Linked DNA regions of Mus musculus: all the other regions are linked to region 7. The links are chromatin loops, found by intact Hi-C in ENCODE. Cell type or tissue: left cerebral cortex. All regions are shown on one strand. Region 1 has its middle 11 kb from the start of Gm36268. Region 2 holds the start of Gm36505 (a long non-coding RNA gene). Region 3 holds the start of Plxna1 (plexin A1). Region 4 has its middle 22 kb from the start of Gm36639. Region 5 has its middle 3.8 kb from the start of Gm36354. Region 6 has its middle 24 kb from the start of Gm839. Region 7 overlaps Chchd6 (coiled-coil-helix-coiled-coil-helix domain containing 6).

Region 1 (4,000 bases), 630 kb after region 7:
GCACAGGAGGTCTCTGGCCAGCCAGAGAGAGGGCCGGGAACATTTGTTGAAGATGGGTGATAAGGCGAACCCAGCTGCAGACACAGCTAGGACCAGAGATGCTTGGACAATGATCAGAGGACCATGTGCCACAAAGCAGACAGGGCAGGGCTTGCACCAGGAAGTTGCTGGGTCCAAGAGACCTCTGACATCTGCTGGGGATGTGCACTATGCCCACTGAGGTAGCACAGGGAAAGAACCATCCTGCCATTCCCTCAAGATAACAGAGCTCCCTGCCGGTCTTCCTACCTGGATCCCACCCAATGACCTTCCTGCTAATCGTGAACCTGCCTTCTGTCCTCTGAGCCCTACTCCTACACCTTATGATAAGACCTCAGCAAACTGCCAGCCCTCTCTGAGTCTCCACAGAAGGCCTAAATTCAATCTGTTATTTGCAGAGTCAGGGACACAAGGCACAAGGAGCCAGTAGCCCTCGGAGGACTGTATCCTCGGCAGTAGCCCAGCCAAGCAGCTGATTTCACTGTCTTTAAACAAAGCTTCCAGATGGGGCACTGCTGTCTGTGGGTGCGCTAGCCGGCTGCTTCAATGATCCACTAATTGGGTCTCCAGGGAAGGGGCTGAGGAAAGGCAGCCCCTACCCTATCCATTGGTCCATCCATTTGTCCGTCCATTCACTGAGAGTTTACCATGTGTGTGAGGATGCTGGGGGCTGTTGCAGTTAATGGGGAGACAGTATTGCACAGATGAGCCAGCTGGCCCACCGTGCTTGCACAAAGAGCAGACCCCAAATCCCCTAGGACAGAAAGTTAAACAGGATTGATTGGTGGCGTAGAAGCATCCTGGGGTGAAATTTAAACTAAGACCTGGCAGGTAAGATGGGACCAGCAGACCTCCAAGGGAAGGGACAGGGGACTGTAGAGCAAGGCCAAGAACCAGCTTATGCTTAGGGGGTTAACTGCTTTGTTTGTGTTGGTGGGCATAGCCTGGAGGAGGGAAGACAGGATACTACCAGCAGGTGCCTGTGAATAGGTTCTCTAGGTCCTGAGCCCCAGGCACCAGGCCTAGGAAAGGTGTATCACAGGTAAATTGCTCCCCTGCTGGGCAGGGCTTTAATGACCATCAGTGTGTTCAGTGCTGGACTGGGAACCTAGGGACCAGGAACTGACTGGACCATACTGTTCAACCTGGTTGGACCCAGCCCAGAGACCCATTTTCTTCTACCTGAAAGTTTGGAAAAATCTGAATCTGTTGCCAGCTCTCACAAACGGGAAGACAGAGCTGGCCATAGGAGGTTTAGGCAGGATGGAAAGTTCAAATCCAGCATGAGCTACAAAATACGACTGCTGAATAAACCAAAGTCAAACGAAATAAAACTTTATGCAGATGAGTCACTTTCCAGTGTCTCTCACGCTGTCTGGCAGAGGTGGCCAGGCATCGTGCCAGGCCTTATCCCTCTCCTGGGTCCAGCCTCTCAGCTTGCCAGACTGGCATGTCCAAGAGCCCCTCTCTCAGCTGACAAGGGGCCCAGGAAACTGGGAAGCCTCCCACCCCTGGTTCCAAGACCATCTCCTCACATCCCTGCCTACAGACCTAGGAACAAAACCCTTTAGAATACAATTAAATTCAAAGGCCTCCACAGCCAGAGTCCATGGGTAGTCCATTCACAGTCCAAGGTGAACCTGAGGCACAGTGAGGCTCAGGATAGATAGCCCAACCAGACACACCAGGCAACTTATATGACATAAAGTAAAACACCTTTCCTAAACCCCGGAGCATATCCATTCCGCTGTGTGATTTTTGGGTGAATGGCTGACCTCTCTGAGGCTCCAAGTCTTCATCCTAAAGATGAATTCCTGGGAAAGGCTAGGCTCTTGGCAATGTCTTCAATGTCCACCTTCCTGGGTGTGCAGCCAAGCTGAGACCGGGAAAAGGTAGTGGAGTGGTGCCAGGTTCTAGCTCAAGGTGATAGGCAGCCAAAAGGTTGGAAGAGAGGATGCAGCAGTGGCTCCTAGCCCATCCATTCAGGCTACAAGATGCAGCAGGAGAAGAGGACCCAGGCTAGGAGGGGAGGAGCAATCTGGAAGGGAGGGGTGCACCAGTAGTATACAGCACAGGCTAGACCACAGCTGGGATGAGAGGGTGGGACAGGGACCAGAGAGGAGACATGAACTGGGGTTCCAGGAAGGGTATAGGAGGAGAGACAGGGTGAGGTAGACTGGGATCTAGGCAGGGAGCTTGGGCAGGAGGACACCATGAGACAATGGGGATACAGCTCCACAATATATCCCCACGGTGTCTGGGCTGAGCAGCTGAGTGTAGCCAGGTCCCAGGTCTGTCCTAGGAGATGGCTTGGAGGGTGGGGAGGGAGCAAGGGCCTCCCACTCCCTGCCCTCCCTCTCTCTTCTTCCTGCCTCCCCATCCCCTCTTCCTCTCTTCCTTTGCCTGTCTCCTTAGAGCCTGGAGCCACAGCACCCCCTGCTGTCCTCACACTGCATTGCGTCCTGAGACCACATTGCCATCTCTGGGTTATGTTTCCTAAGGTGTGTGGTGCTGTCTATGCAGCCAGAGATTCTGGACCTCAGAACCTCTATCTGGTACTGAAGGGCAAGGCCTGGGGTCCCCACTGGTGTGCCAGCCACTGTGGTGGGACAAGCAGAATGCAGGCACCCCAAGTCTCCAACCATGCTGGATTCCCACTAAGCCTCCCATCTTCTGCAGCTTCCTTTCAGAACCTGGAGAAGGTTCTGCCGGGCTTGGAAGAGGACAGCCCAGGAACGGGCTTCAGATTTAAAGTACACTTAAAGCAAAGGAAAAACAAAGTCACATGACAAATGGGAAATTGCAGCCCTTCACAAGCCGAATGAGAGGTCAGCACAGAGAACAGCCTCACAGGAGAAAAACAGTGGAGACTCGGAGCAGAAGGTCTGCAGGGGAACGAAAAAAAAAAGCCCAAATGGCCCTGAGCTGGACAAGGCTGTCTCTACAAATGATGAGTGAACCAGAGATCTGCAGGCTGCAGGCACCATTAGTCACCATCAGAAATGCAGTGTGCCCTCGGGTGTGCCTGCAGCATTGTGGAAACAACCCTCCTGAGCTGCCAACACCACCAAGGACGGACCCAGCACACAATGACGGGTCCTACAGACACAGGGTGTCTCTACAGTTACACCCTGGGAGCTAGGGCATTGTCTCCTTGGAACTGCTGACAACACCCTGCCCAGGAGCTGGTGTTACATAAGCTCTGCTATGTCACAGGAAGAGGGCCTCTGGCTGGGGAGGGCTGTGAGTACCCAGTGCAGCAGTATGCCCCAGACTGCACTGGGAAGCCTCTGGGCTGGCTGTCCAACCTTCACTGGACTACCTCTAAGAACAGGAGACTCACCCTGTTACAGGGAGGGGAAGCTAGAGCTGGAGGTCAGGACTCACACCCAGGGAGTAGACCCACCTCCCTGCTCCACAGTATCCTGGGAGTCCAGCCACCCTAGCCTTCAGCAAACGCCATGAAGACCCATGGCCAGGAGTCTGGGGATGTCCACTACTGTGCTGAATAACACTGGCAGTTCCCTTTCCACTCTGAGTCAATGCAGGTAACCTGTCCTCCTTCAAAGAGGACTATCCCAGCACACACAGACAAGACCAGCCTCCTCTAACTCTTCCTGGACTCCGTAGTTTAGTCCTAACATTTGGTTTTGCCTAAACTGGCATTCTGGGTATGTTGGGAAGCAACTCTGCCTGTATCTTCTCTCCTTTATGGCCTTAGTCTCCACTGCCTCCCCAGCTAACAATAGCCTCTTTACATCACCCCCCCCCCTTCTCATCCAGGCTATTTATTTGCCTGTTATCTGTGATTTCTAGTAGAACACAGCCCAGAGGACAGGGGCCCTGTCTATTCTATACACCACCAGAGCCTAGAGCACTGACTGGCACATAGTAGGTATTTAGTAAATGTCTGCATGAATGAGCAACTGCAGATTGGGAGCAGCAGGCTGGAAGAGGGCTG
Region 2 (4,000 bases), 570 kb after region 7:
GATAACCTGAAGCTAGTCTGGGTTGGGAAAGAGACTAACATAGGTCAGAGGTGAGCCTCCCCAGGTTAGGAATGAGATTTAGTGTGGGTCAGAAGTTAGGCTCAGCCTGGTTGGGAGCAGGGCTTAGGCTGGGTTGAGGGTAGAGCTCAGGTGTCTTTGGAGTCTTAGCTCAGGTTGGAGCTGGGGGAAAAAATGTCTGTTGCATTATACATGAATTTGTGGCCAAAAATCAGGGCAATGATCACCACTCTGTGATGCAGGTAATAAAACCTTCCTCTGCAGAGCTGTGGTGCAGGGGCCTTGCAGAGCCTAAAGCACTGTGCTGTGCTGTCCTGTTGTGACTGGGCCTCCTCTTCTGCCAGTCCTGCCCCACTGGGCTCAGAGCATCCTTCTCCCCTCGCCATTCTTGCCATTATGTCCCCTCTCCTCTCGACTACCTGTCAAGATTGGCATCTCTTTAATTATAACGTCTGTGTGTTTCTTTGGGAGCCATGTAATTCCTCCTGACAGCCACCTATTTGAAATCAAAGTCAAACACTCAGAACTTTGTTTAAGAGTTGAGTCTTGGGAAAAAAAATGCATTAATTGCCAAATGATGCTAATTTCATTCTTTGGGTCGTAAAAAGGGTTTCTTTCTTTCTTTCTTCCTTCCTTCCTTCCTTCCTTCCTTCCTTCCTTCCTTCCTTCCTTCCTTCCTTCCTTCTAAACCTTCTAAGGACAGTGGCTGATATCAAATGTCAGGGCCAGAAGCTCACCTCAGAGCTGATCCAGCCAGACCCCACCCTCGGATCTCAAATGGGGGAACTGGGCCCAGAGAGGTGAGGAAACCTGCCCCAGACTGCCCAGCCCTGGCAGCTGTGGGACTGCACTTGTGCAAGCGGCAGCTGGTGATCCAAGAACAAAAGCAAAGCTTCCTTCTGCAGTCAGCAGCCGAGCCAGCTGGACCGCAGCCGCCCTGCAGGGCTGCTGTGTTCGCTAGTGTTGCCTGCAGGGAGCCTTGTCTGGGACAAGGGGCCTGGGGAGACCCTCTTCTGAGGTTGGGGATCTGCCCCTCTGTAAGTAGTGACACAGGGGCACAGCCTCACTGAGCAGCCATATGTGCTGTCTCAGCTGCCAGGCCCAAGTACGGAGGGAACTGTAACTGTCAGGGAGGATGGAGCTGAGGAGCTAGCACCTGGACCAGGCCTGTGGGGGTGTGGTCGCCATTGAAAGCCAGTCGGAAGGTTCATTATCTGACCACAGTTCTTGCAAGGTGTCTTGATCACACTTGCAAGGTGTCTGATCCTACTCTGGCCAACAGGTTCAAGGTGGGCGTCACTTAAGAGTTGGCTGTGGGTGGAAAGGGGAATGTGAGTGGGGCCCTAACAATTCAGTAAAATGTATAAAAATGTAATCTGGGGCCAGCTACATGGTGCAAGGGGGAAAGGCAATTGCTGCTCAAGCCTAAATTTGATCCTTGGATTCTCATATGGTGGAAGGAGAAAACTGACTCCCTAAAATTTTCTTCTGACCTCTGCATTCCATATGTGCACTGTGATACACACACACACACACACACACACACACACACACACATACACACACACACACACACACACATAGCATGAAACTTTGAAATGTAATTTGGGGGCTATCTATAGGGCTTAATGAGTAAAGGTGCTTGCCACCAAGTTGGATGATCTGAGTTCAATCCCCAGAACCCATTTGGTGGAAGAAGAGAGCCAATTCCCACAAGCTGTTCTCTGACTCCTACATATGTCTGCATAGGTGCACACACATGCTAAATGAATGAACGGACGAATGAATGAATGAATAAATAAATAAATAAATACATAAATAAATGAATACCTAATGTAACTTGGGGTTGAGTATACAGTTCAATCGAGAACATTTGCCTGGGATGTGAGGGGCTCTGGGTTAGGTCCTCATCACAAAAAAAATTTCTTAGAATGTGAAGTTCTCTTGCACAGGGATAGAGGTCCCAAAATGTCTCAACTCCCTGATCCCGGTAGGCTCATACTAGCCACTCCATTCAAGGCTATTTATTGACCCTGAGCCCATGGACTAACTCCTTTTTGTACAGAAAGGGGAAGACAGAGGGATGATCCGGAGGCGGAGAGGACAGAGAAACCTAAAGACAAAAAGAGCTCCGAGTCTGAGAGGGAGGGGAAATGCATATAGCCAAGGCCACTAATGAGGCAGGACCAAGAAAAAGGACCAAGGTAACACTGGGGCAAGAACCAATTCTGAGCTGCTGTGTACCCAGCTTGGAGCCCAGGCAGTCCCACAGTACCCCAGCTTTTGTCCTGTGACTGGAATGAGTTCTCACGGGCCAGGAGCTCCCCCTGCCGCCTCTAAAGAGTCCATCAGCAGAGACATTCCACCATCAGGCCCCGGCCCTGGGTTGGGGGATGGGGAGGAATATATCATTGTGAGGCCCAGAGAAAGGACAGGAGGGACAGAATGGAACCTCAACCAACCACTGTGGTGTCGCCGCTGAAAAGCAGGCAGCTGGTCGGATTCCTCTGTGTGGCACGGTGCCTGGGCTGCACGAGTGTGTGTGTGTGTGTGTGTGTGTGTGTGTGTGTGTGTGTGTGTAGGGATAATCTGAGTTTCAGAGGGCCTCCCTGCCTGAGGCCTCCACCCTGGGAAGATGCCCCTATGTCCCAGCCCTACCCTGCAGTGTTCTATTGAGTGAAATGACTGGAGAAGATTGTGACAAAAGGTAGCTAGAAGCCAGTGTAGCTCCTGTGATGGGGAAAGGAAACCTGCCTCATGCGACCTTGCTGAGTTCTCCATTTTTTATTTTTTTAAGGATTCAGGATAGCTCAGGTTTGTTTCATGGAAATATTTCACAACTCAACAGCTCTTCAAAAAAAAATCAGTACAGTGTGTGTGTGTGTGTGTGTGTGTGTGTGTGTGTGTGTGTATCTAATCCACAGCTGTAATCTAGCAGGTTTGTAACCAGTAGCCCCTAACCCTCTTATCTACAGACCTGATATCTGTCTGGTTACTTTGTCTCCTCATCTACATTACATAGGTTCTCTGACAATGATACTATTTTCCAGTTAGGTGAAAAACTCACTGTCACACACCTAAAAAGCCAGATCACCCTAAAAGTAAAGCAAAGCTGGCGCTCGAGGCACAGTCCTGTCTACCTCCTGCTGCTGGACTCATGGGACAGCATTATCTGTAGCCGATGGCGACTGAGGTCTCTGATCTGAGGACGTAGAGGGTACCCTAAAAAAGCAGTTCTAGGGGAGTCTAAGGAGGGAACCTGGGGACCCAGCAAGGCCACACTGTGTGTCTCAGAACTGCTGAATAGAAGCAAAAATGGAGAGTAGGGTGGAGTGGGTGTGAGGGACAGGGGTCCATCCCAGAATTCAAAGCATGGAAGCATTTCTAATGTCTACAGCAAGACAACACACACACACACACACACACACACACTCCGCACAGAACAGAGACTTGGCCCTAGGGCAAACAGCAAACCGGAAACCACTGCTGTGGCTGATGCCTTTGTTTCTCCCTAGCTGCTTCCAGAAGGACCCAGCTGTGGAGCCTCCAGGCTCCAGAGGCTTGGAGAGGGGGAGAAAACAGGGGTGTGACAATACGGATCACAGATCACGAATGGCTACAGTCACAGGGCTCTGTAGTAGAAAAAGAAAAGTCCTAGGGTGGGGCAGGGCCTGGGACCAAGACAGATGAGGCAGGGCTAAGCAAAGAACTTGTGCTCTGTGAATATGAGGACCTGAGGTACCCAAATGCCCTGAAACACCCAGAACCCACAGGAAAAATTAAAAAGTAAAATACCTGGTATAGTCATGGGCCTATAACCTCAGTGCTGGAGAAGCCTGGACAAGGAGATCCCGGAGGGTTCCTGGCCAATGAAAAATCCTGTTGGGGAGTAGGCTTGAAAAGGTTAACAGACCCTAAGAAATTACACCAGGGATTGTCCTCTGACTTCCACAAGCATGTGCATGCATGTATATTCACATAT
Region 3 (4,000 bases), 190 kb after region 7:
TACCTGTACATGTGTGAATACCTGTGTGATGTGTGTACATGTGCATGCATATATATGTGGAGAGTTCTGAACAGGAGGCTCTCCACCAACTCTACTTTGACCCTTGAGTCATGGGTGGAAGCCAGAGACAAGAAAGGCCCACAACCTCCAGCTAGGAGGTGGCAGGAGGGAAGAGGGTGAAATGGGCTAGGAGGCTCTGATGAGGGAACAGGGGGAAGACTGAAATGGCCTGAGGCTTGAACCTGGGTCTGGGAGAAGTGGGTCCTCCAGCATGCCTGGGTTCTCCCTATGCCTTCCTCCTTATCCCTTACCCCTAATACGGGGCTGTCAGAGGGGAGGAAGAGCCAGCTGAGCCCATTTGTAGGAGGGTCTGTCACAGGTGCAGAAATGGCCCTGAAACTGTTCGCTGCTGGAGCATGTGAAGGGAGGGGCCTTAAGAACCTTATTAGGCCCCCTTGACCAGAACCTTGCTCCTGGGACTACTCCTCTCCTTTCCAGTTCCTGCAGGGAAGTGACCCCCAAGGGGGAAACGCAGAGGGAGGAGCCCTGGCAGCAGCAGTCACAGCAGCTGTGCTGACTCACTTCCTTTCTCTGCAATGTGGTCAAGCCAAAGCTGCAGGCCCAGGTTCAATTCCAGCTCTTCTATGGTCACAGGCTTTCTTCTTCTGCTGCTTCTCGGGACTCAATAAGACCACATAAAAAAGAGCTGAGACATCAGTGGAGGCACAGTGCAGCTGAGAGGGATCAGTGGAACTACTAACTGATCCAAAGCAATAGCCCCTAGCTGGATTTCCTCCAGAAAAAGGTTTTCGGAGGTCACCTATCCCCTCCTGTGGGATGGTAGCCGTGTTTGTGTAGATTCTTTGGCGTTCTTCATGTATTCTGGATACCTATCCGCTGTGTGTGGGTCACAAAACAGGAAGAGCCTTGAGCACCTGCCTAGCTGTACTTCAGAAGACAGGTTGGCAAAGGCAGGTGTGAGCAGAGGCAGTCAGCCTCTGAAGCTAAGGAGCAGAGGCAACTCAGGGAACAGCTGGACAGGCACAACCCCAGTCTGCCTGTAACCTCCCCAAAGCGTTGCAAGTGGATTACCAAATCTGTGAGGCAGGTAAGGCTGTGGACTGGAAAGCAGAGCCAACTATTGGAAGCAGACAGGTGTGCAACTAGGAAGCCCACAGTTTGAACTGCACCTCTGGGCCAGACTCCAGGCTCTGCCACCAACCAGCGAGGGAGCTTGGGCAGGTCACAGGGCCTGCGCAGTCTGTCTACCCGGTTTGTACAGCACAGCAGAGATTTGTACATTCAGTATGTAGTGCCTGTGGAGTCCGACGGTAAGTGTAACTGTGGAAGAAGGGTCTCACCGCCATTCAGAAGCAAAAAGAACCAGCACCAACTTTCAGCCTGGCAAAATCAAACCATTACCTTTCCCACTGTTGCTGACACTTCTCCATCACGTGGAGGGGTGGGGTTTCACTTGGGGGAAAACCAAGTTTGCATCGTCTGTTGAAGCTAAAGACCAAGGTCTAGAGCAGGGGGCTCCAGTCCAGTAGCAGAAGAGAGGGTTAACTATCCAGAATAGCCTGTGCCACACAGTGAGAGCAAAGACTGACCACAGGACCCTGCATTCCTATCAGAGAGGAAGGCGGGACACCATTTCTATAGCATCCTCAAACAAGCTACACAAAAGAATATGTCATTCAGGGAGACAAAATGTAAACGGTCACACCCAAAGAAAAACCAGGCAAGGATGAGCACAGGGAAAGAGGGTGATGACTGCTTGGGAGACGAGTACGGACAATGGTCCTTACCGAATGAGCTGCACTGGGTCCCCCAGGCTGTGCCCAGTCAGCCTTCGCCCCTCCCACGACCACCTTTTCTGACTGCTCTGTTCTGTTCTGCGCACAGCTGCCTGCTTTGGTCTGGATGCCTTGCACTGGGTGACCTTATTGAGAAAGGTTCTCTACCCGACCGAGACCTGGCGCAATCCAGCTCTGCAGGCCAGCCCCGCGCCCGCGATCGACCCGGCGAGGTCTCTATCCTGCTGGGGTAGTTCTAACACGCCCCGCTGCAGGACCGCGTACCGGACAGGACAGTCGTCCTCTGAGCTTAGGCATCCCGGCACGCGCCACCTCCTGGGGCCTGCGGGGTGCAGTGCCGGTCCCACCTAAGCGATCGTTGCGCAGGCAGAGATGAGCAATAGGACCAGGGCAAGTGCTTCCTCCGGACTCAGTTTACCCTTCCGTGCACGAAAGCTGTACTTCCAGCCTGTGCTCCTTAAAGAGTGCATCGACTCCTGGGACCACCCGGACCACCTCACCCACCCCCACCCCAGTCCAGAGTTTTAAGGCTGAGGTGGCCATCGCCCTTTGAAGGCAAGCGGTGGGGCCCGCCGCGCGCGCTCTCGCCGCGGGGCCGAGCGCCCCCTGCAGGCCATCGCGGGTCCCGCCCCGCCCCCGCCCCCGCCCCCGGCCCCGCCCCCCGGCTTCGGCCGGCGCATGCGCGCGGCACGGCGCTCCGCGGGGCGGCGAGAGCGAGGCCGGTCCGCAGCCGCGCGGAGCTCAGCGCCCCATTCATGCTGGGCAGCGGCGACGCAGCCACGCAGCGGAGCGGAGCCCGGGCGCGGCGGCCTCGGCCTGGGCGGCCTGCGCGGCGTGGGCGGCCCCGCAGAGGGGCGAGCGGCGGGGCGCAACGATGGCCAGCGGCGGGACGCGCCCGGGGTTGGCGGGTGAGTCGGGGCGCAACTTTCCCCGCGGGCGGCGGGAGGCTCGTCGCGGCCCGGGGTCCCGAGTGGCCGGGGGGCGCTGGCGGCGGCCAGGGGGGTGTGCGCGGGGACTGCGGCGCGCGTGTCCGCGGCTGGCGTGTCCTGCGGTTCCGGCCGGGCGCCCGCGTGTGTCCGGGCGCGGTCTCCGCTATGGGCTGCCGCGTCCCGGCGGGTCGCAGCACGTCCGGGGCCCTACGATCCGGGGGGGCGCAATGTCTGTGGCCGCAGTCGCGGTCCCTTCCTCCAGGCAGGAGAGAAAGTTTGCAGTGGCCCCGCGGGAAGGGCCCTGCGGGTGCCCATGTCGGCCCGTGTTGCGCCGGGTCGGACCGGGCCGCGGGTGGGGACGTGGGCCGCAGGCGAGCGCCGCGCTGGGCAGGCCCGGGCAGGGCCGCGGGATTCGGGGCAGGTCCCTGGCTGCGCCTCGGGCCGGCCTGAGGCAGTGGGGTGGAAGTTGCAAGGCTTCGTGGGGACCCCCGCCCCCTCCGGCTCCGGCGCGCGAGTGGGCGCCGCAGCCAGCCCAGGCCCGCAGGCCCTCCACCCGGCTGCAAGGGGCGGTGCGGTGCCACCGGAGAGGACGCCGGCTCGGGCCTCCTCGGCCTCCCCCTGCGCAGGGCCTCCACGGGTCATTCCTTCCCCGGAGGATTCCCCTCTTGCTTCCTGGACGGTCCCAGGCCTGGTGTACGGCGAGGACGGCGGCGGTGATGGGCTGACTCTGGCTGCTGTAGGGAAGGGCGAGTGTAGATTCCTGGGAGGCCCCCTCTGCCTGCAGAGATCCCAGGTGCTGCCCTGGAAGGATACAAGAGGGCTTCAGAGAGGCTACTAGGTGGCCGGAGCCCTCTCAGTCTCATCGGTGGGGTGCTGGGGCCACGCCCCTTGAAAGAAAGGGGTGTGTTGGGGGGGGATGGGAACGAACTGAGCCTCTGCCCCTCTGCCAGGCTCCTACCTCTGGCTCTGGCTCCTGGTGCTACCTACCTCTTCCAGCAGGTGCTGCGGGTCTTCAGTCCCATCAGGGTGGTGCTATCCTGTGCTTCTCCAGCCCTCCTAGAGCACCCCCAGTTTTCCAGCTCCATTGCTTGTTGGGGGTGAGCAGGAGGAGGTAGTGCTGCATTAGGCTGGCCAAGAGTCTGCTGGGTCGGGGAAGCACTCAGCCAGTGCCCTAGGCAGAGGTGCAAAACAGGGACTCTGCTTCAGGGCTAGGCTGTCAGGCAGAGGGGAGGTGGCAGCTTGGAGCCCACCGAA
Region 4 (4,000 bases), 510 kb after region 7:
ATGTGCGCTCTGCTTGGCACCGGCTGGGTCTCCCTCTGGTCTGCTCCACTCTCGTTTATTCTCAGTCACCCCAAGTCTCCTCTGAATCCCCTGGGATGCTCCCATCTCACCTCAGGCCCACCACAGCCAGGGTCACAATTGTCACGGAGCACTGGAGAAAGAAGAGGAAGCCTGGCTGGGAGAGCAAGCTGCTCCTCTCTGCCCCTGGGGTCTGTGAGGAGTGACTGCAGGCAAACCTCTGCTGTGGCTCCAGGAAACCAAGCAGACAGGGGATTAGCCTCAACAAAACTCAGAGCCTTGGCAGTTAAATTCAAATCAAATATAGTTTTTGATGTTAATTCAAGGAGTCTAGGCAAAAGAGCTGAGGGATTTGCTTCTGGAAATTGTATCAGGAGATGAAGGAATTGTAACTGCTGTGAGTCACAAGAAGAGAGTGATTTGGGGATCAGGAAGAATCCACTCAGAGCAGCTTCCCTCTCCCGTGGTGTAGGTAGCACCAATCTCTGCTGCCATGGTGACAGGCTGGCACCAAATGCCAGTGTAGAGAGGAGGCAGCCCTCCTCCCCTCAAAGTGCAGTTACTGGGCCTCCAGAAGCAAGAGCCAGTCACAATGACTGGACAAACAAATGAGGCAGGAGCCCACATCCCACGCAACACAGCATCCAAAGGTGCTCTGTGGACATCTGAAACCTTCAGGAACTGAAGCATGGCTGTCTAAGTGCACAGTCCCCTGCCTCAACTTCCCTCCACTCTAGTTTTTTTAAATGATGGCTTCAAATAGCAAACGTTGATTGAGTGGCATTGGGTCAGGGGTCAGGCACTCAGGAAGGGTGAGTCAATGATCTGGAGCCCTGGATGCTGGAGTAGCTGGTGGCTGAGATGACTAACCAGACATCTGTGTTAGTCAGCTCTCCATCTCTGTGACAAAGTACCCGAGGCTCATGGCTTTTATAGGTTTCTGTCTACAATCCACTGGCTCCATTGCCTTTGTGCCTATGGTGAGGCAAGCTTGTCATAGCAGGTGCTGGTGGCAGAAGAGGCCGTTCACCTCAATGCTGAAGAAAGGCAGAAAGAAAGGGCAGGGTCCCGCTATCCCCCTCAGCTGTGGCAAGGCTGTGTTCTAATCATTGAAAAGTCCCCTTCCCCAACCCAAAGAAAATAGGTAAAACTGAGCAGCAGACCAAGGAGGAGGAGGCAGGGGTGTGCTGTCTGATGGTAGAAACAACTGCCTAGAGCAATGCTTTCCAGAACATTCCATCACTCAACCATGCCTAACATCTCTCCTGTCCATTGCAAAAGTGGCTACCAACTAAACCTTTGGAATACAGCAAGGGACAGCTCGTCAACGCCACTTCGTTTTTACAGAGCATAGAGACAGCTACGATTGGCTAACAGCTTCAACGGCCACCATGATGGGCCCAAAACAGTGGCTGGAAGGGACATTCTTAAAGTGCTTGCTGTGAGCATGAGGACCTGGGTTTAATCCCCAAGACCCACAAGAAAACCAATGTGAGGCTGGAAAGACAGCTCAGCGATTAAGAGTACTTGACTGTTCTTTCAGAGGAGCTAGATTTGGCTCTCAGCCCCTACATGGTGGTTCATAATCACCTGTAACTCCAGTTCCAGAGGATCCAATGCCCTCTTCTGGCCAATGTGGGCACTGCACACACACACCATGCAACATACATACAAGCAGGCAAATACTCATACACATAGAATAAAGCAAATCTTTAAATAAAAGACAATCTATCAAAAGCAATGCTTTACATAAAATATAAAAATCTAAGACAGTAGAGAAGGGAGGGGCTCGTTCTCACCAGCAGCAGAGAATTAAAAAGTGTCCAGAAAAAGAAAACAAGCTAAGACAGCGAAATGCCTCATTTGAGCAGAGCTTTGGAGCTCAACGAAGAGGCACAGAGTGGGGGAAGATGGTGAAGAGTCCAACCAACCCAGAGCTGCAGGAAGATGCAAAGATGTCAATCTGCCAATCAAAATCCAAACTGAATTTTTGATTAAAAAAATTTAAAAAGAGAACTTGACAAAAGTATTTGAAATGTGAACAGATTCATCAACGAGAAAGAGTGGAGGGGCCAGAAATTGGTCCATGAACATCAGTGTTTAATAGCTGGTAAAGATGGCAAGAAACCTGGGAGAAATGATGGATTGTTTAACAAGTGGTGTAGGGAGAGATTCGGGGAAAATAAAGCTAAATCTCTCTTGTACTTAAAAAAAAAAAATCCCAAAGCATTAAAATTCAAATGTCAGAAATGAATCTAAAAATGTAATAGAAGAAAACGTGGGTGATTTTTTTTTTAATCTTGGTGTGAAAAAAGTCTTTCTAAGCATGACATAAAACCCAGAAGCCAGAATGGGAAAGACTGACAGATTTGACTAAGTCTGAGGCTCAGGTCAGCAAATACCCATCTAAAGAGATAAAAGACACTGGAGACGCAGCCTGACTCAAAGATCAACTTCCCCAAACAGGAAAACAATAGCAACAATTAGGAGCCATGGAGGAAGGAAGTCACAATGCATTAGAAAGCCAGACAAGGGGAAGGGTCAGGAGATTTACTAGAGACAGGCCTGTGTCACATAAACAGGCACAGGAAGTGACCACTACCAATGGGTGCAAAAGCAAGCAGAGTGAAGACTATAACATTCCCCTCCCATGGCAAGAAAATCATTGAGAGTGCTCCCTGCCTCCAAGGAGCGGGCAGCGGTGGCATGGAAACAGAGAAGGGGCTCCTGTGAGCTGCTGGTGACAACTGTCTTGTCACTTTCATAGCTTTCGCCTGGCAGTTTTGCATCTAGAATTGGGTTATCTTCCAATCCCAGTTCTCAAAGCTCATTGTGAAAAGCAGGGTGGCATGACACCCTCCCTTATAATACATTTGTACACACACAACCAAAGGTTAGATGGCGGCAACTGGGTGACCCACTGAGGCCTGTGAGCCTGCAGAAGGCAAGGACATACTGGTGATGAGGCTGTTTGGGGCAGTGTGCAACTCACTGTCAGGAGAAGGGTGAGCACCCCTGCATCACCACCGCCCCCTCTTCCGTATTACCCTGCTCTTGGGAGCCACTCCCGCCCAGGTGGCTTGAATGAGAACTATCTCCCCATACTCTTACATGTGTGAACACTTGGGGGAAATTATGGGACCTTTGGAGGGAGACCATTGTTGGAGGAAGCATGCCATTGCTGCCAGGCCTTGAGAGTTTAGAGCAGTGATTCTCAACCTGCAGGTCTTGATCCCTTTGGGGGTCAAACAACTCTTTCATGGGGGTCACCTAAGACCATGGGAAAACACAGATATGTGCATTACAGCTCATAACAGTAGCAAATTTAGAGTTGTGAAGTAGCAATGAAAATAATTTTCCAGTTGGGAGACACCACAGCATTAGGAAGGCTGAGATCCCCTGGTTTTGAGCCTCCTCCAACCTCCAGCTCCACCTGTCTGCTTCCTGTGTGTGGCTAATTATGTGATCTCTCAGATTCCTGCTCCCGTGGTCTGCTGTCTGAACTTTCCTGCTATTTTAGACTTTCTCTGGAACTGTAAGCCAAAATGAACTTTTCCATAAATCGCTTTGGTCATGATGTTTGATCACAGTGCTAGAAAGTAACTGATACACCAGCCTTCCCTCCTATTCTGTATTGTATAATCCTAGTCATCTCGTGGCAATCTTAGGGCTCATCAGTTCTGAGTACCCCAGATTTAAGATGTGCTTCCCCAGCCGGGCATGGTGGCACACGCCTTTAATCCCAGCACTCGGGAGGCAGAGGCAGGCGGATTTCTGAGTTTGGGGCCAGCCTGGTCTACAAAGTGAGTTCCAGGACAGCCAGGACTACACAGAGAAACCTTGTCTCGAAAAACAAAACAAAAAATGTGCTTCCCCATGCCCTGCCTCTGTTTTGTCCTGCCTGGTGCTAGCTGGCTTTAACACTAACAGATTCTTTGTCCCCTTCTTCCCCAACATCCTAGCATTGTCTTCTTAGTACCCT
Region 5 (4,000 bases), 620 kb after region 7:
GATCAAAAGGACCCCCCACCCAGGGTAGGTACAATGGGACACCCAAGGAGAACCACATCCTCTCCCTAAGAATGCTCCCCACCCCATCCATCCCTACCTCCCACATCATCTAGAAGACTAGAGGCCATCTTCAGTCCAGAGCTAAACCAGGTTTTGTGCTTCACTTTATCTCCTTTGCTGGGGACACTGAAAATGCACCCCCCCCCTCGGCATTTGCTACACAGATCAGACTAGCCTCATACTAATAGATCTGCCTACCTGTCTCCCAAGTGCTGGAATTAAAGACATGCACCACGGTACCCAGCAAGTGACCCTAGGACTTTTACAGAGGAGACAGGCACATGTATCCCAAGAGACCCTGACCTGGATGCATTTGATAAGAAGAAACTGAAGTAGTGATGGGGGTCATCCAAAGGCTGAGGAAGAAATGTGAGTTAGGTGCTTTCCTCCTTGCCTTGAACAACTACCTGACAGGTAGCAGGTTAAGGAAGGGTGTATTGTGGCTCACAGTCTGAGGGTGCAGCCCATCACAGTGGGAAATCCTGGCAACAGGAACATGAAGCCCCTGCTTACAGTGCACCCACAGTTGGGAAGCGGAGAGATGACCCTCTGGGGCTCAGCTCATCCTCTCCTTTTAAGTGGGCCCTGGCACACAGGGCGGGCTCTCCCTCCCCAGCTGACCGCTGGGAATACCTCAACGACTGCTCTGAAGTGTGTTCCCATGGTGATCTAAATCCAGTCACAGGGAAGGAAGATTAACCATCACAGGGAGCCACAGTGGCTGCTGCCCAGGGACAGGATGCTCAGCAGGGAATTCAGTCCCTGGGAAGGCTTGTGAGCAGGGAGTGTCATGATTTCTCTTGGGGAGGCAGGTCTAGAAAGGAAACCTGGGTGTAGAAGACCACAACCTTGCAACAGGCTGAACCAGGGATGGCCTTGGAGACTAAAAAAGGAACAGATGTACAATTTGGCAGGAATAAGACCAGGTCCTAGGCATGGTGGGGTGTCTCCCATTCCAGGAATAAATCCAAGCGCCTGGCCCTCTCCTTAAGTGAGCATACCAGTTGACACAATAGTGCCAACAGCATGAAGCTAAGATCCATTGTCACCCTCAGAGGCCACAGGTGGCAGCTCTTGCCCTTTGACATGCACTGTGGTTTGTGCTCTGTAGGAGCAAGGGGAAGATGGGAGCCATAGACCAGTTAGGGACTGACATAGTTGAGCACTCAGAGCTTCCAGGGCAAGCCAGCACCCAGCATATGCAAAACACCTCTGCCTGCTCAGGTGTGATAGCCCATAGTGGCTCGAGACTCTCAATTCCCCATGTAGACCCAGCCACAGCAATTATACTACAAGAACATTCTAGAAACTTTACACCTACCACGGGGCATGAGAACAGAAATTTAGAACTTCTACTGTGTATCTCCCCCCCAAAAAAATAAATTGGCATATGAGAGCATACAAAAGTCCAATCTCCTCATCAGGCAACCCTGTCCCTTCACGGGGCCACGCGACAGATTCGAGCTGGCCTCTCCCAGGCTCATCCTCCTTCACATGGCCTGTAAGTGGATTTGTGGATTATCATCTCTGGATTTAATTAAACTAACCCTAACAAAATGCACAAGTGGCTTAAGAATTGTCGTCCTGTTCAGGAAGCAGGGCTGGAGATAAGGGAGACAAATGCTTAGTGAAAGATTCGGCATCAGCCCTGCGCTTCATGGGTCCCCTGTGCTTCATATACACGGATGCCGACGGACCTGAAGATCCTCCCCTCCCCCGGGGGACAGCGATGTTTTATATCCTTATGTGGGACAAACTAAGTAGTGAGAGGCATGCATGTTACCCTCCAAGGAACCCCTGGGCACACTTCTTCCCCAGGGCTGCCACAACTGCAGGTTTTTTGGGAGGTCAAACCATTATAGTGAGTTTGTATTGCAGCAGAGATGAAAGTGCAGTAAAAAATGTTAAGCATCTTGGGCTTTTAAACTATTTTGGAAATAGTTGTGAGCTTATTACTGAAGAATCTCTCCCTCTCTGTCCTCTCTCTCTCTCTCTCTCTCTCTCTCTCTCTCTCTCTCTCTCTCTCCCTCTCCCCCCCCCCAAAGTTCAATCCTTGAAAAGCCCTCCCCTAGCTCCCCCTAGTGGCAACGTGTCACATAACCAAGGTGCGCTGAAATAGATAAGAAATGGATACTGCTAGGTGATGTAGTAGTGTTGACGGTGTCATGAATGCCTGAGCGGACACAAGAGGAATCTGCTTCACCCCAGTGGTTTCTCAAAGCCCACAAGTCAGTGCAGAAATGAGATACCACCACCAAGTCACCAAACTCAAGGAGTTCCCTAAAGAAACCAGCAGTCCTCTTTCAAAATCAGAGGTGTGATAGGCAAGGAAAGACTGAAGAACAGTGCCTGGCAGGTCAGCGGAGACCTGGGCATCACCATTCCTGTTGAGCTACCCCAGCTTGCTCCTTGCCTCACCCATGGACACCAATGAGAACCTCAAAGCCTCAGCTGACTGTGTTGTGCCTCAGGCAATATAGGAGCCTGGCTTATTCCCCAGAAATCAGAAGAACACAGGTGGAAAACAGAGTATCTCATCACCCGTGAACAGGGATGCTGTGGCTTGGTTCTAGACTCCAGAACAGTGCAGACCTTTAATTTACGATGAGGTTGTTTCTGCCAGCTGTCAAACAAGCTGGAGTTTGACTTGTAACTAAGCTAAAGGCAAGCTTGGGTCAAGAGACAAGACAGAGGCCTGTCTGGATGGCCTGGACCACAGAGTCTGAAAAGCCTGGTGCAGTCAGCATAAGGCTCTGAGGTCTCTGTAGTGCCCATGGCTGGGGCAGGAGGCAAGCTAGGGCAGCTAAGCAGGAATGGGGATGTCCAAGTGATAAGGGAGGAGGGAGACAGATGAGCATCAGTGAGCCCTATGAGGAGACAGTTGGCTATGAGAGCATCTCTCCCCTGGAGAGCAAAAGTTAGGCCTCAGAGGGGCTCTCTTGGGAGACAATATCTGTCACGGGGCACAGATCCACCTCCTCAGGAGGTTGGCTCAGAGGACTGTGCATACACTCCCACGGGAGCTAACACAGCAGGGACGGGAGCCAGGGGCCCCGCTTGAATCATCAGCATGTTCTGAGCCTCCTGCTTCCTGTTTAATGAATGAAGGAGACAGACTGGGGGAGGTGGGGACACTGACTGGATGCAGCCCAAGCCTTAGTCCCTTTCTCCACAGCACAGGCTCCTCCAAGTCTCTGATAGAGATGGGTTAAGTGTTAAGATGGGATAAGATGAGTTAAGCAGTGGTACTCTGGTCCTGGGCTCCCGGTCCACCCGCTCCCTGCTGGGTCCGGCTCCAGGTTAATAATGTCAGTGGCCCAGATCCGGTGGGGACCAGCAGGAGAAGGGCTCTACTATAGTTACCTCTGCTGTGAGCCACTCCTGACTTCCCAGCATTAAACAGCTTCCTCTGAGCTCAGCTCTGAGGGACAGCACTTCACACAGAGCCCAGCAGGGTAGCTCACCTCCACAGGTCTGAAGCTGGGGGAGAAAAGGGGGGGGGGTAGGAAAGCTGAGGGCTGATGGTGACTGCAGCCACTAAGGATTAAGAGTCACTTGGAGCTTCTTTGTCACAAGCATCACTGAGGGCTGGGCTAGGATGCAAGTTGTGTGGCTGGCTACATGTGACCTTTCTGCACGGCCTGGAGTTAGAGTGTGCGGTAGGTTCCCGCCGGGCTGCTACAAAGAAGGCAAAATCTGACTCCCACCTCTAAGCAGCATTCTGTCCAAGTTGTGGGAATCAGAAAGGTTGGCCCAGATCCAAATATGAGGCTAACCCCTGACAGGGGCAGGAAGCCATTGCCATGGATCCTGTGCACTGGTGCATGTTCTGACCCACTTTAGGAAATGCCTCTTTCTGCAGGGTTCTTCTGGCCCTGTGTCTATACCCAGGTTCACATAAGGATCTTCCTTCTGGCTCTGGATCGCCTCTGTAGCCACC
Region 6 (4,000 bases), 310 kb after region 7:
TACCCTGGCTGGGGTAGTCTCTATCTTGGATTGGTCTTGATGGAGTATCTAGCTCCTTCTCTTGAGCCAGCCTCAGCCCAGGCTGGGAGCAGGGCGCAGCCTGGGGATGGGGGAGGGGAGAGGTGTGGAGCTGTCCACCCAGCCGTGCTGAAAATGCTGATATTGCAGTCTCCAGGGGCATCAGTCACTAGCTAACCCTGCAGTTTCTGACCCTCTGCATGTTTTGAACTTTCAAACGTGCCCTTTACCTTCCCGAGAACCTTTCCCAAGCCCGGCAGTGCACCTCCTGGTGGCCTTGGAGCATAAGAAGGGAGGGTACTGTAGCTATTCCCTGTTCCCTGGAGAGAATGGTCTTCTGCAAACAAGACCTTGGGAAGACAAGGCTGTAATTACAGCAATCATTTCCAGGCTGATGGCAGGTGTGGGAGGAGATGAGGGGAGGGAGCTCACTGCAGGTTGGGTGGGGTCAGCACACAGGCCATTAGGACCAGGCTGGCCATTCACACAACAAGGTTCAGATGGCTAGACCTGCCCTTACACACCCACATACTACTCATGGCCTGAAGAGTAATGGGGACCAGACAGATGGGATCCAGCTCCTGGGTGGGGGCTGCTGGCCCACTTGTTGTGTAAGATATCTCCTTATTATCTGGGAATTCTGGGACATGCAGGATTTCAGGCCAAGCTTCAGCCCGCCCCTCCCTAGCTCTGTGGCTGTTGGCTTATCCCTCGGAGCATGCTTCTCTATTAGTTTTATACCCCGAGTTTCTCAGGGTGAGTGAGGTGCCAGGCTCAGAGCAGAGGCTCCATAGATATAAAAACGAGTCTTTACAACCCTAACTCGTATGTGGGTTGTTTTGTTTTGTTTTGTTTTGTATGAGAATGTCTCCTATAGATTCATGTACTTGAATGCTTGGTTCCCAGTTGGTGGAACTGTTTGAAAGGGATTGGGAGGTGTGGCTTTTTGGAGATGTGTCAGCTACTCCAGTGCCACATCTCACATCTGCCTGCTTGCTCCTATGTGCCCTACCATGGACTCATCCTTTAAAACTATAAGCCAACACCTAATAAACGCTCCTTCTATAAGTTGCCATGGTCATGGTGTCTTATCACAGCAGTAGAAGGGTAACTAAGACACTCATATGATTCACTAAAACTAAAAAAAAAAAAAAAATAATGTATACTATGCCCACATAAAACCGCTAAATTTCTTACCATTGGAGGACTTGTGAGCTCCTGACTACCCTTCATGCTCACTTTCCCCATCTTTCATTGGAGTGCCTTAACTCTTGCTGCTATGGAAACAACCTAATGCCAATGGGCTCTGCTCTCTCCTGTACTCACACAACCCTTGCCCCTCGTCGAAGGCAGAAAACCCTTCCCCCCCCCTTTTCTTAGTTCTCCCCATCTCTATGGATCTTTACCATCATTTCTTGCTCTTTGAGTTCTAATCACACAAAGGAAGCAATCAACCTCGTTTGGGGCTATGTGCAGCATGGGTCAGCCACCCTGCAGAAATCATGAGGAGCAAGAGACTATGTGTCAACAATTTTTGGAAAAGAGGTCTTTTCTGGGCAGAGGTCAGGTAGGGTGGATGAGTGGGGGTGTGTGAAGACAAGGAACAGCGTCATTCAAGGGGGATTAGGGTATTTATTGGGTGAAAGCCGGAGGCAATGGAAGGAACAGGTTTCCATGTGGAAGCTGTGCCTTAGCAATTGCTGATTAGACAGATGGACTGAGATAAGGAGAGCGTTCTTTCTTAGTCATATTCTTTGATACCAGGAGCTTTACTATCGCCAGAGAGAAGAAGGCTCTCTTCAGTGTAGCCAGAGTTTAGAAACAACACACAGGGCCACAGCTTTCCTACATAGACCACCTCATCTACACTCTTACACCCAGCACTTCCTCCACTGGGTTCCTGGATTCCCACCACCTGAATAACCCAGTGTCCGAAATCATCAGGCAGAGATGGCCCCTGTTCTACTAGCCCCTTGCCCATCCCTGCTCATCCCCTCCCTGTCCTTTCTGCAGGTGCCACAGCCCTGCATATCCACATGCCCCACCCCCTACCTACCTGGTGCAGCCCTGTCCTTCTTTTGTGGCCCTAATGCTGTGAAGGAAAAGTGGGGCACGGCCATCTTTCCTTCAGTGGCAGTCCTCTGACCTGTGGCTCTCACCACACCTGAATAATAATGACAGCATATCGTGAAATGCTCACAGTTTTGAAGACACCCGAGGGTGCTTGTCAACCTCCTTCCTTGCCAGCCAGCCACCTCCTGTGGTTAGAGGAAGAAAGGCAGAGGAAGCCCACGCTGGGGTAGCAGTGACAGTCCACACCTCCCCTCCTGCTGGTACCTCCCCATTTCTTCTGGAAGGAGAGTGTTCCTATAGCAACCCAGTGAATAACAAACAGTAGCCACTCCTTTTCTCCAACAGGTGGATCCAGCTAGAATGGATGATGGATAAACAAGGGATGAAGAGGTTTGCTTTAGCCATAGCTACATCTGAAAGCAATCCAGGAAAAAAAAAAAATCACACGTGCTCAACTTTCTCCTAGCTCCTTACAGTGACTACTGGCTTTCTCTCAGGAATCTGTCTTATTGTTTGCTTGATGGACATTTCTGTTTCTCCTATGATACTCCCACACATATGCTCTTAGGTGCCAGTGTGGGCAGTCCTGGGTGATCTTTCCCTACCCCCCACGTAGAGCTGTGTACAGTCCTGCATCATCTTTCTCTACCCCCACATAGAGCCATGTACAGTTCCAAGTGATCTTTCTCTCCCCCCACGTAGAGCTCAATGGTCTCCTGGCTGATGATTTAACACTTGAGTGCTGTCATCAGGGGAGCTTGGTGGGCTCTGCTCCAGCTGCTGGGCACAGCTGCCTGGCTGGAGTTTCAGGGCCAGGTCTGACATGCCATGAGTGGCTTGCCAGATCCCAAGGAGGGCAGCCGAGGGCACAGCCAAGCCAGCAGGCCAGGCACCTCGGGTGGCGGGCAGCCAGGCCAGGCCAGAGCCGTTCCAGGCAGCCCACGGCCAGCTGCTTGTGGTTATATTTAGCCAGGGACAGCAGGACGCTGGGGCTCCCCAGGCCAAGGGACCATACGCTGCCTAAGTGGTCCTTGGCATTGGACATGTGAGATTGTTTTCCATTTTGAGGACATTATTTTAAAATGTTTCCATGAGGGGAAAGGGAAGAAGGGAAAGAAAGCTGATCTGGAAGAAGAGGTCTAAAAGAAATGCAGCAGCAACAACCGCAAATCCTTGTTTGCATTCCGACGGTTGCTGCCGCTGCTGAACTAACTCCAAAGAGATCACTGGAGACATCTGGGAATTCGCACACAGGCTGAGAATTAAACGATATTAAAGAATTATTAATTCTGTTGAGCGTGATGATACTGAGATTAGATGTCTTAAACTCCTTATCTGCCAGAGACACAAATTGAAATATTTATGATAAAATGGTCCGATGACGTATGAGGCTCACTTGCCACACGGATCGTGTGTACGGGAGTGTTGGGGGTGGAGGCACACCGGCTGTGGATGCTGCCTCCAAGCTGCGGCTGGCACACATTCGTTATTCCTGTCTCTCTACTTTTGTGTGGAGTTGACATTTTCCGTAATCAATGCTAAAAAGTGCTTCCACCCGTATATTCTCGCCTGAGGCTTTTTCTCCCTGCGTCCTTTTTGCCTTGCTTGCTCAGAGAGAATTCCCAGGGGTGGAATTACTGGAGCTGGGAGTTTCATGATTTCCTCCCCCACTCTGGACATGTGCTGGCAGGTCGGGCATCCACAGGACGATGAGGACTCTGTGCTGATCCTGGGGCACCCAGGGTCCCTGCACAGCAACAGAGCTGACACCCACTCAATTCTTCACACCATGAGGTCACTCAATATAAAACTGACATGGCATTCGGCACTTGACCCCCAGCTCCGGATGAAGGGTGAGGGCAGGGCACGTTCACTAGGCCCTAAGACCCTACAGGAGCTTTGGTTTGGA
Region 7 (4,000 bases):
AGGTACCTTGCCTTCAAGTGACCTGGGTTGGATCCTGGACCTAGTCGCTTCCTCCTCCCCAGAGCCCCATTCTTTATACTTAGTACCCTTTCTGAAGACGATAGCCTTTCCTAAGCAGCCCTTCTAGGTTCCTCCCTCCTCTTCCTGTCCCTTTATCACGGAGGGTGGTGGAGGTGCGGTGGTAAAGCTGTGATCTCACTTCTCAGACAGTTTGGCTTCTACTTCCATGAATGCCTCCTCAGATGTCTCTATGATCTTTCCAACAAATCTGTCCATTGAGTTTCACTGTCCTCACATGGATTTCTGTTATTTCCTCTGCTGCAGCTGTCTATCTGGGCTTTGTTGTCTTAGTGTGTTGGACATGCATTATTGACATAGAACCTGCTCTGCTGTGGCCTAGACTCCCCTTGGAAAAGCAGACATCAAACAAGCAAACACTCTTGAGCTACAAACTGAGCTAAGAGAGATGCTAGTGAGGTGGACAATGCTTAGTGAGAGTAGCAATAAGGACCTAATGTAGGTTGAGGTGTGCAAGAGGCTTCTCTGAGAAACTGACACTTGGACCAAGCCTGAGGGTCAGTAGGACTTAGACTGAGGGAGGAGGGGGAGAGGTCTGAGGATGAGGAGCGGCAGCACTGCAGTCAAGGTCAGAGGAGGAGAACTCGTTGACAAGCCTGGGGTCATAAGCTGAGAAAGCTGTGACTTAAAAGGGGCAAGCAAGGGAGTCCTCAAGTCACAAGATTTCTCAAGCAGAGGGGACAGTCAGGGTTGGAGATAGGAGGGAGCTTATGGTAGGTCTTTATCAAGGTGGAGGAGGGCTCAGAGTGGAGGAGGCAAGATCAGTGGGAGGCTCACCACCATCCCAGGGAAAGTTGTGATGATCAGACAGGACACTGATTGTCTTGGAGGACTGAGTAGATAGGCAGGATATTGACTGGGAGCCCAGCAGCACAGTGAGTGACACAAGTAGAAAGACCCAGCACCCTTTTCCATAGCTCGGTGGTCTGGGCTCGTAGGGTTTCCAGCCTCAGCATGTGTGGCTTCCAGGTGGTTGCTCCAGCTCTCCCTGATGGGGAGGGGGGCCTGGTGAGATCACGGCCAGTTTAAAAGCAAGAACAGAACTGAGCACACCATTTCTAGACATGTCCTGTTGGCTGGACGGTCCTGTGGCCTCTCTCAGCTATAAGCTGTTTAGGAATTGTGTCTAACTGTCGTCAAGCTGAAGCTCTGTCACAGTGGAGGAGGGAGGCATGGCTGTTGGGGACAGATGGAAATTCTCACTCTCTGCTGTTGCCTCCTCACTGCCCCACCCTCAGTGACTCCCACATTCATCTTGTTCTGAACTCTGTGTGGCTTCTGTTCTCTAGGAGCCATTAGGAACTGTGCTGGCCACGGTGACGAATACTTGAGAGATACAGTTGAAAGGGAGGTACCGCTTGCTTGGGCTCATGGTTTCAGAACTCTCTGCTCATAGCTGGCTATATTTCTGGCAGTGAGGAGGCAGGTGGAAGGACATGGCAAAGCTAAGTTGCTCATCTCATCCTGGCTAGGAAGCAAAGGGAGGCAGAGGGGCCCCGGACATTGACGTATACTAGGTCTGTGCAACCCTTTACCAGACATACTCGATCTGGGTTCCTATCTTCCTCTCGGGAGCACCTCTTGTGTCCACAGTGAGCCACTTCCTATGGCCATGGAAAGTATTTTCTAAGAAGTTCATGTCCTGAAATCTCTGGAAGGAGCAGCATAGAAGGGCATTTGGAATTGGTGTGCCTACTCCATGAATTTCCTTTCCTGTACTGCCATAGGGCAGGTGTGAGCAGGGAAGCTGCTGTCTGCTCTTGGGAAAAGTTGGGAAGGAGGACAGACTCATAAACTGACTTCTTTCTGCTTTTCACTCTGACTCCTGGGTAACTGTTTTCTCAAAAGTTTGGCTTATTGCACAGCTTGGGAGAATCCCACTGAATCTTGGGAATGAGGTCACACTGCTGTACATCCACCCCCAACCTCTCTCGGGTCTGGCCCCTCTCTGTCGTGCTTATTGAGCAGAGTCCACTAGGTGGCAGTCCTGGGCCACTTGTTGGTGGGGACGATTGAAATGCTGCAAAAGACCCAGTGGGATGGAGAGCAAGGGTCCTCTTGCCCAAATGCCTTTTAGTGGGTCTGTAACTGCTGATTCTAGAGACACTGAACCTGGTTAGGAAGCCAGAGATGCCTTTTCTTCTGGCAGACTCTCCACCTCTCTCCTAGCCTTTGATTTTGCTAACTCTACTCTCCTGTTGTGGCTGCCCTAGGCTTGCTGCAGTTCAAGAGACCAAGTGGTGCCCCTGAGAATCAGAGAAGGAGATCTTCCAGCCCCTGTAATGCACTGGCTGGAGGATGGGCTCCCTCTTCTTGCTGTGGTTTGCTTCTTTCCGAGGATGTTGCTGGTGGCAGCTTGGCTTGAGTCCAGAGCAATAGAGGCACAGTTGGGCTTAGATGGGGGGGCAGGGTGAGAAATGCTGAGGTTTGAGGAGGGATGGTCTGGGTCATTCCCTTATCAACCATAGGTTACTGTTTTCTCAGGCTGTGTAGTCCAGGCTGCTCATAGCCTAATGCCTCAAATTAGGGTGGGATTAAGGGTGGCTCTGTGGACTTTGTCCTCAGACAGATGGTTAGGAGACAGAGGGTTCCTTGCACCATCTTCTCTAAGAGCTGGTGACATCCTTCAAGCGCCTTTTCTTGGCGTCTTTGCACAAAACAAGCAGATTCTGACTTTCTTGTAGGCGGATGGACTGCCAGTTTTGGCAGCAAGGGAGATTTTTTTTTCAAGGCCCGGAGAAGACATGGAGGGAACTCAGCTAACCTAGCGGTGACTTGAACTGTGGTGAATAGCCATTAGGTTAAAGGATCCTAATGCTGGCTCCCAGTACAGCCACTGCTGCTCATTTCTCTGAAGAAGCCAGGGTCTAGTGGCAAGAGTCCTATTCTTCTGTGTCCTTCTGGAGAGTCTCCAGGAGGATGACATGGCAAGATCATCTGTGACATTCCTATGAGCATGCTGTAGCTGGCCTGCATGCCTACCATAGCTCTGGCTTGCCCTGAATTGGTTGCTGCCAACTCCACAGCAGGGTGGGGTCTCATGTAAATATGGAAGGTCTCTGTAGGGATGTCTTTCTCAGAGAGCTGGTCCTAGCCATATTCTTCTCGGTTTCTTGGCAGCCACTCCAAGACACTGATCAGCTGCCCCCACCTGTTTTGGCCTTAATGCCTTTGTTGCTTCCTAGTAGTTGCTCAGAGCCTTCATGACTGTCCTTTAGGTAGTAGTGGGTGAAAAGAGAGCTCTGGGTTTTGTCCTCCTGTCTTGCAAGCTCTTGTACTACAGTGGTCTCAAGGGCACAGCATACATACATTCCCAGCTCACTGAAAGTTGGTGTTACTCACAAGGTGCTTGCCATAGTGACTGTCATTCCTCAGGGTTAGGGAGGAAGGACTCTGCTGCTTAGCCTTTATGGGGGAGAATACCGCCTTGAAAGTGGTGTGGCTATGTAAGTTCCAGGTGGAAGAGAAGCACATTCCTTTGTCCACAGCAGTGCTGATACCCCCAACGTTCTGTGTACAGTTTCTAGAATACAGGTAGAAAAAGGAAGGGACTTAATATGCATATCAGTCCATAAATCATCCTAGCAATTAGAGTTCTGGTTCGTTGTGTTACAGAGTCGCCAAAGAAGAAGTAGAACTCCCTCTCTAGGGGAAGATGCCTAAAGCTAGCCATGGTTCAGCTCTCAGGACTGTATACTTCTGTGCTTGCCTGGACACTCCCTCATGGCAAAGCTGTTGCTAAGGTGCTGAGACTTAGCAAACTGGGGAGAGAGGAGGTAAAGTTATCCAGGAACATTCTTCCTGATGTTTCCTTCCAAAGCAGACTGTTTAACTGCTCCACTGCAAAGTGAAAAGCATGTGTGCTACCTCTAATTGGTTTACAAAGAGATTGATTTCTGCCTGTGTGATGCTGCCAGGAGCC

Evidence for each region. Hi-C counts contacts between places; a loop is a spot of excess contacts. Peaks named below come from ENCODE experiments on the same cell type or tissue, not always from the same donor. Only the 100,000 strongest peaks of a DNase experiment are listed, where the experiment ranks them.
Region 1: it touches region 7 in a loop (5-fold over the local background); 35 of 42 quality-filtered maps call a loop at or near these places.
Region 2: it touches region 7 in a loop (4-fold over the local background); 14 of 42 quality-filtered maps call a loop at or near these places.
Region 3: a loop joins it to region 7, with 10 times the contacts of the local background. A loop is called at or near these places in 30 of 42 quality-filtered maps.
Region 4: it touches region 7 in a loop (2.8-fold over the local background); 4 of 42 quality-filtered maps call a loop at or near these places.
Region 5: a loop joins it to region 7, with 5 times the contacts of the local background. A loop is called at or near these places in 35 of 42 quality-filtered maps.
Region 6: a loop joins it to region 7, with 4 times the contacts of the local background. A loop is called at or near these places in 11 of 42 quality-filtered maps.

Annotation. Positions count from the first base shown.
Region 1 is chr6:88,926,217-88,930,216 of GRCm38, reverse strand. No RefSeq gene overlaps it. Among named protein-coding and RNA genes, the nearest start is that of Gm36268, 11 kb to the right of the region's middle. In left cerebral cortex, a CTCF peak has its summit at 2,489 (motif pointing left); DNase peaks (open chromatin) are centred at 2,479 and 3,189; H3K27ac peaks cover 752 bases.
Region 2 is chr6:88,978,686-88,982,685 of GRCm38, reverse strand. Gm36505 (a long non-coding RNA gene) reads right to left here and starts at 3,952. Exons shown (of 3, transcript XR_003956462.1): 1 at 3,814-3,952. In left cerebral cortex, a CTCF peak has its summit at 2,345; a DNase peak (open chromatin) is centred at 2,349.
Region 3 is chr6:89,361,132-89,365,131 of GRCm38, reverse strand. It overlaps Plxna1 (plexin A1), which reads left to right and starts at 2,519. Exons shown (of 32, transcript NM_008881.2): 1 at 2,519-2,725. Gm40415 reads right to left here and starts at 3,777. Exons shown (of 2, transcript XM_017321867.2): 1 at 3,734-3,777; 2 at 2,541-3,547. The coding sequence starts at 3,388. The coding sequence ends at 2,954. In left cerebral cortex, CTCF peaks have their summits at 2,164, 2,365 and 3,788; DNase peaks (open chromatin) are centred at 1,213, 2,058, 2,559 and 3,352; H3K4me3 peaks cover 2,267 bases; H3K27ac peaks cover 1,490 bases.
Region 4 is chr6:89,044,331-89,048,330 of GRCm38, reverse strand. No RefSeq gene overlaps it. Among named protein-coding and RNA genes, the nearest start is that of Gm36639, 22 kb to the right of the region's middle. In left cerebral cortex, CTCF peaks have their summits at 223 and 1,644 (motif pointing left); DNase peaks (open chromatin) are centred at 489, 1,692 and 2,450; H3K27ac peaks cover 1,044 bases.
Region 5 is chr6:88,934,105-88,938,104 of GRCm38, reverse strand. No RefSeq gene overlaps it. Among named protein-coding and RNA genes, the nearest start is that of Gm36354, 3.8 kb to the left of the region's middle. In left cerebral cortex, CTCF peaks have their summits at 1,967 and 2,169 (motif pointing left); DNase peaks (open chromatin) are centred at 754, 1,704, 2,173 and 3,125; H3K27ac peaks cover 884 bases.
Region 6 is chr6:89,238,679-89,242,678 of GRCm38, reverse strand. No RefSeq gene overlaps it. Among named protein-coding and RNA genes, the nearest start is that of Gm839, 24 kb to the right of the region's middle. RefSeq lists an enhancer at 1-1,334. In left cerebral cortex, a CTCF peak has its summit at 2,265; DNase peaks (open chromatin) are centred at 2,349, 3,024 and 3,553; H3K27ac peaks cover 971 bases.
Region 7 is chr6:89,551,549-89,555,548 of GRCm38, reverse strand. The region is part of intron 4 of Chchd6 (coiled-coil-helix-coiled-coil-helix domain containing 6); the gene reads left to right. Among named protein-coding and RNA genes, the nearest start is that of Chchd6, 42 kb to the left of the region's middle. In left cerebral cortex, CTCF peaks have their summits at 2,055 (motif pointing right) and 2,867; DNase peaks (open chromatin) are centred at 1,324, 2,051, 2,474, 2,743 and 1 more place; H3K27ac peaks cover 2,346 bases.